Linked DNA regions of Homo sapiens: region 2 is linked to region 1. The links are chromatin loops, found by intact Hi-C in ENCODE. Cell type or tissue: dorsolateral prefrontal cortex. All regions are shown on one strand. Links, peaks and the distances in the headings refer to the core of each region. The heading gives the core; the rest is flanking DNA. Region 1 overlaps PPFIA2 (PPFI scaffold protein A2). Region 2 holds the start of PPFIA2 (PPFI scaffold protein A2).

Region 1 (2,917 bases), core at 99-2,598:
GTGTTTCTACAGGCTGATTTCCTGCCTTTCCCCTGTAGCAATATACTATATCATTGTAGAATTCTGGAATTAAGTTGGTGTCTTACTCCTCCCTCAGTAGCAGATGGCTTTTCCTACTGTAAAGGGCTGGTTGGAGGAGTAAGACTTCTATACCTTTCTTCATGGCAGCTGACCTTGGCCTAGGAGGAAGGGGTAAGAGTGTCTCCTGTCTCTTTGCCAGTGCAGCCAATCTTTGCCTGCGTCTTATGGAAGGGTTTCCTGTCTCTCTCCCATGGGCAGATGGCTTTGGTTATCAAAGCAGGACTAAATGTTGGATGCTAGACAGGATCTTGCCCTTCCTCTAGCAGCAGATTGTCTTGTTCTCTTTTCCTACCTGTCTCCAGGAGTAGCTGAACCCCTCTTGTAAAAGAGCTGGTGTCCAAGCAGGTGCAGACTTCCCTTGGAATGGTGCCCTCAGGAATTCTGACTTCTCATGATAGCCCACGCTAGGTCTTAAGAATTTTTAAAATGTTACTTGCCTCCCTACTACCCACTTTTATGGCTGCTTTCACTTGGCTCCATGTTCTGCTGATAATTAAACAGTTTGTGTGTCCTGTCTTTCCTCAAAGGAACTTGTCAACCTTTGGAATTTTGTTCATCTCAGAGGGACGTCTTAAGTACTCAGCTTTCTGAATGTTTAAGAAAAAAATAATACTTTTCAGAATTACCTACCTCTTTCTCATTTTTAGCCTGGGATCAATATTCCCTTCACACTTTTTACATCCGAAGTAGAAATAAAACTCTTATCTATTTTTTTTCAGTATTGGTGCATATTATTCTTCCTTTAGGTGGTTACCAGAAAAATAATTTGGTTTATGCTGAGGGGTGGTGTAAGCAAATCATGTAAAATATTGAACATTAAGTTGGGCCTCAGCAGGGTGAGATGTAAAACTGTATGAGTCTTGAAGGAACTGAGGGACCAGACAGTCAGGAAATATAATATTTGAAAAATATGATGAGTAAAATTAATACCACTATTCAATTTCTTTTTAAAAGTTCCTTCTTTCTCTTTCTTCTCCTTCCTTCCTTCCTTCCTTCTCTCTTTCCCTTTATCTCTCTTTCTTTATTTCCTTTTCCTTCTGAATACCTAAATTCAGGTTAAAAAAGTGTGCTTAGTATATGACTCCTCTGTACTTAGTTTAATATTAGAAGGTTTAAATATAGTATTTCTATGTTATATTCTAGCTTTTCTTTATTTCCAGAGAAGAATTTCTGTTCCAGCCAAAATTTTATTTTTACTATTCCTCCCTTTGTGTTTTTGTTTATGGCTACTATGCATTTTCTGAACTTTTAAAACCTCTAAATTCTTAATAACTGAAATTGCTACCAAAATGTTTTATACTTTTAGCATTTAAAAAATAAAAATCAAATGAAAATAAGTTTTCAGTAATAAATGCATTTTCACTGCTCATTTAGCGACTTAAAATCATGCTCAATCTGTATCATCATTGAGCACTATGCTTACATAGAACAAAACTGCTTCCTGTTGTAATTTTTAAATAAAGAGCACCACCTTGTGGGAACACATGCTTAACCATGTTACAGAAAATGGAAAACAAATATTAACAGAATAATAATGTTTTAAATTACTGACAGTTTATTTATTTTAAATTAGTATAGAAAGAAAGCACCATACTACTTCTGAAGAAAAAACTAAAAAGGTAGAAAATAGAATTTGAAAATTTTGTCAGTTTTTCATGTTATGACTCAATACAAGTCTGCAATATTGTACTTGCTAATGATTACTTTTTTATAAGTATTAATTATCTTAGAACTAAGATTTAGCTTAAAATAACAGAGCTATCAGGAACTATGAATATGACCTAATCTAGAAAAGCTTTATTTTAAAAATAAGGAATCCAAACTTAAGGGGATATATTTAGTGTGTTCACCAACTTACATATAACCAGCGATGTGATAGCTATATTCATGTAAACATCATTTCTATTTGCCTGAGTGAGTCTTGATGGATTTTCAGACAATAGAATATAGTAATGCATCATTTACCCATACTGAGGTATAGATTATCTAGCAAAAGTAAATTTTATCATAATGTAAAAGGTATAATACAACACACTACTGTATCCTTAAAAATGATTATTTTTATAGAATCTTTCTGTGGTGTATTATCTGTATTTTTAACAGCATATGTTTAATGCACATAACATTTTATGGAATTTAATTCAAAAAAACTTGACATTTTTGTTGGTCAAGGTGCTGGTTCTTTTAAATGTTTCCCATTTGACATCAATTCATCTCAGTTTGCTTTCGAAAATTGGGGAAAAGTTTGTTGCTATTCCTCTTTTAATGGGAAGCTCAGAACTGGAAAACAGCCCTTCCCCAAACAGAAAAGGAACATTGATTTTATCTCTTTTAAAATCACTCTATGCTTTAGAATGCCAAATTACCTTACTACTTGAAGACCTCAAGTCATATCACTCTTCTACGACAAAATCGCAGAATAATAAAATATTTTATAATGAAATTATATATTGTTTTAAACATGGGATTTTGTTGAGCCAGATTTTCCCCACCTGATTTTGATAACCTACCTTCAGGTGACTCCAAATTCAGTTACTCAGTCTGATAAGAAACCATCTCACTGTCACATCATCCAACCTGTATATCGTTATTTTTTCCCAAGATCCATAACTCAAATAATCCTGCCCACCAGGATTGATTGGTTATAACAATATTTATCTCTCTATTCTTATTACCAAATGTAATTCAAGTAAACATTCTACTTCGACTTATTTTCATTCATAATTTGTTGCATCTAATGAAAGTATTCCAGAGTCTAAAGAACTAGAAGCTGTAGACTTATTGGACTTTGTGTAATTACTAGAAATCATTATGCAGGATAATTAATAGAAATTAT
Region 2 (2,917 bases), core at 198-2,697, 110 kb before region 1:
AACTTGTATTTGACATACGAATGGGACTCAAGGAAATCAAAACTCTTCTTGGAAACAGTAGGAACATCTGAGCCAGTAATTAACAAACGTTGATTGCCAAGGAAATTCAAACCAAGGTTTAATAAGGAAGGAATTCTTGTAAAAATAGACATAATAGCTATATGTAAAAATAAGAATATCTCTCATGTATAAGGAATTTTTATGTTTTGTGTAGAATTCTAGAGAGTGAAAGTTATGAGTACTGATATATGATTAGTATGTTGAAGCTATTACAATATGAAGTTTGTCTGAAAATAGACTAGGCTATCCTGTGAGGTGAAGAGTTTCCTGTAGTTAGGGGTATTTAAGCCACATCAAATTGTGGGTCGATTGGGTGGTCTAGACCCTTCCTCCTCAAGTGTAGTACCATCTGGGAGTCATTAGAAGGGTAGAATTTCAGGTTTCACCCCATTCCTGGTGAATCAGTATCTACAACTTAACAAGATCCATGGATGATCTGTATGCACATTATGTCTGAGAAATAGTGCTCCAGTTGACATCTAATGAATTTTCGTATTATTTTTATACTTCTTATAGGATTGTGTTGTGTTGTAAAATTTAAATAACAGTCTAGAATAGAAGTTGGGTAAATACATGAGCTTTACCCCACTTTCCATTGTAAAGTCGCTAACTGAATTAAATACTTCCCTCAGAAACAAAGATTGTTTCTTGGATATTGTAGTTAATTTTAAGTGAACAGTTATTTACATACTAGTTCTTTGTTAACTTTGGACTCTTGGCGTTACACAAAAGTAAAACACGTCTTTTGGCTTTCGTGTAGCACACTCAGAATATTTTCAGTAACCCCCAAAATATATTCAGTGTTTAATCCTCCAATTCCTTCATGCATGTCCTCTTCATTTTCACCAAACCCAGCAGGATTCGTGACTCTCCCTCACAGAAACGTTCCCTTTCTGCTCAGAGTAGGTACTGATTTTGTCTCCTGCTTCCTCAGTCTGTATGAATGGACAGCAGCAACGGAAAGAAAAGAGGGTAGGTAAAGGGAGGTGGAGATATAAGGGGGACTGGAGCGCGATGGAGAGACCAGACTCTGCTCAAAGCTAAAATTTACTCGGGCAGGGAATACTTAACATACAATTCCCATTACCAAAACAATATGAATGAAGAAGAACTGAAGAGGTAATGAGAAATGACAGATGCCGCCACACCCTAGATTGGCTCAGGTCCCTACAACCATGACTACCATGCCCTGGCCCAGTGGGAAGAAAGCTGCTTAAAGAAATGACAAGCACAGAAGACCGGGGAGCCAAAAGGTGCCCAAGTCCGTTCCCATCCCCACCAGCGCAGGCTGACACAAGCGAAGGCTGTAGAGCCCATTGTGTGAAAGAAGCCCAGGCGGGGAAGCGTGTGCCCCCTTCCCACTTTGCCCATCCCTGGCCCTCGCCTTCGCAGGGGGCACTGGGAGCAGAGCGAGCCTCGGCAGCCCGGGAGCGGCTCTGGGGGAGACGAGTGTATCCGCGGGCGCGTGTGCGTGAGGAGGAGAGCAAAGACGTGATTACTTCAGAATTTATTTAAGGGCCGGTGGAAACCACTGCAGCAGCTTCCAGGGGAAGCCCTTGTTCCAGAGGAAGAGGAGGTGGTGGCTGCCAAGGAGGAGGAGGGGAGGAGACGGAGGAGGAGGAGTAGCAGCCACCGCACGAGGCAAGTGAGGAGAGAAGATGCTGTAGCGTCCTCACCGGCTGCCAGCAGGTTGGTTCTTCCGGCCAATTGAAGCAAGCAAAGAGGCTTGCAGAAAGGCCGGGAGGAGAAAAATGGGTGTGTGTGCTGTGGCGGCGGGGGGGCGGCGGGGGGGAGGGAAGGGGGGCCGGGGGACGGCGTGGGGTGATGTTTGCCTTTCCAGAGAAAAAGCGCCTCCTTTAAGTGAAACGAGACACGGGAGCGCGCGGAAACAGGCTGGGGGCCAGGAGGAGACCTGTCCTGCTTTTTGCATCCCTAGGGACTCGTTTTCCTTTAGGTTTCTAACTCCCAGGGTTAGCCTTAAACTCCAGAGGGGCTCCAGGAGGGGAGACTGGGTGGAGAACTTCTCTCCCAGATACTTCTCACGCCTTTTCTCCAAGCTTTCTTTTGGAGGGACGCCCCACACACCCCGGGTGGCCCGGGCGCGGAGGGGGAGCGGCGCCGCGTGGTTAAGTTTCTGAAAGTCAAACCCAGTCCCCGGTCTCCGGTCTCCGCCCCGGGGCTCCAGCTGCACGCGGGGAGCTGCGGCTGTTCTGGCAAAGGGGCCGCGGCTGCTTTAAGAGCCGCCTCCCCCTCTCCTCCTTTGACAATGGTCTGAACCGAGCTTTGCTTCCCAAAGCAAAATTTGTAATATGCCATTTTTCCGATGGACGCTTCTCCTTTTGGCTGCTGACGGAGCCACGGGAAGATGCCGAGCTCCTGCCACGCCACCGGGCCGGGGCACGTTCCGGGAGGGCGCCGGGGCACGCGTGTGTCTGAGCTGCCTTTCTCCTCCCGTTGCTAGGGAAATGGTCCAGGAGTGCTGGGTGTGAGCCTCCCTTCTCCTCAAGCCGGAGACTGCGGTTGTCATTGATCAATTGAAGAAGCAAGGACCCGAAATCACAGACATTAGGTACAGAAGCTGTCTTTGAGTTTTACTGTCTCCTTTCGCTGTATTTTTTGACCACCTCCCCGGCCCCACCCCGCCCCCAGGGAAGATGAGATGCAAATTCCTCCTTGTTGATTACCGTTAGGTGCCTTTTGCTTTCACCTCATCCTCTCCATCTCCTATCTCTCTACCTCCTGCCTACTTGGCTGTGTCCTGTTGGGCAGGATGAACAATTTTAGTGTGGAAATGATGAAGTCAACTTCTTCAAGGTGGTGGGGGGTGTGGCTGAGAGATAACTGTCCAGTAGTGTGG

The links. A loop is a pair of places that touch in the nucleus more often than their neighbours do. Peaks named below come from ENCODE experiments on the same cell type or tissue, not always from the same donor. Only the 100,000 strongest peaks of a DNase experiment are listed, where the experiment ranks them.
Region 2: it touches region 1 in a loop (2.3-fold over the local background); 3 of 110 quality-filtered maps call a loop at or near these places.

Annotation. Positions count from the first base shown.
Region 1 is chr12:81,643,351-81,646,267 of GRCh38, reverse strand. The region is part of intron 4 of PPFIA2 (PPFI scaffold protein A2); the gene reads left to right. Among named protein-coding and RNA genes, the nearest start is that of PPFIA2, 110 kb to the left of the region's middle. In dorsolateral prefrontal cortex, for the core only: CTCF peaks have their summits at 1,350 and 1,550 (motif pointing left); no DNase peak of the experiment used is centred there.
Region 2 is chr12:81,758,112-81,761,028 of GRCh38, reverse strand. PPFIA2 (PPFI scaffold protein A2) reads left to right here and starts at 1,679. Exons shown (of 33, transcript NM_003625.5): 1 at 1,679-1,749; 2 at 2,522-2,629. RefSeq lists an enhancer at 1,881-2,819. In dorsolateral prefrontal cortex, for the core only: no CTCF peak of the experiment used is centred there; DNase peaks (open chromatin) are centred at 1,528 and 2,358; H3K4me3 peaks cover 2,324 bases; H3K27ac peaks cover 1,920 bases.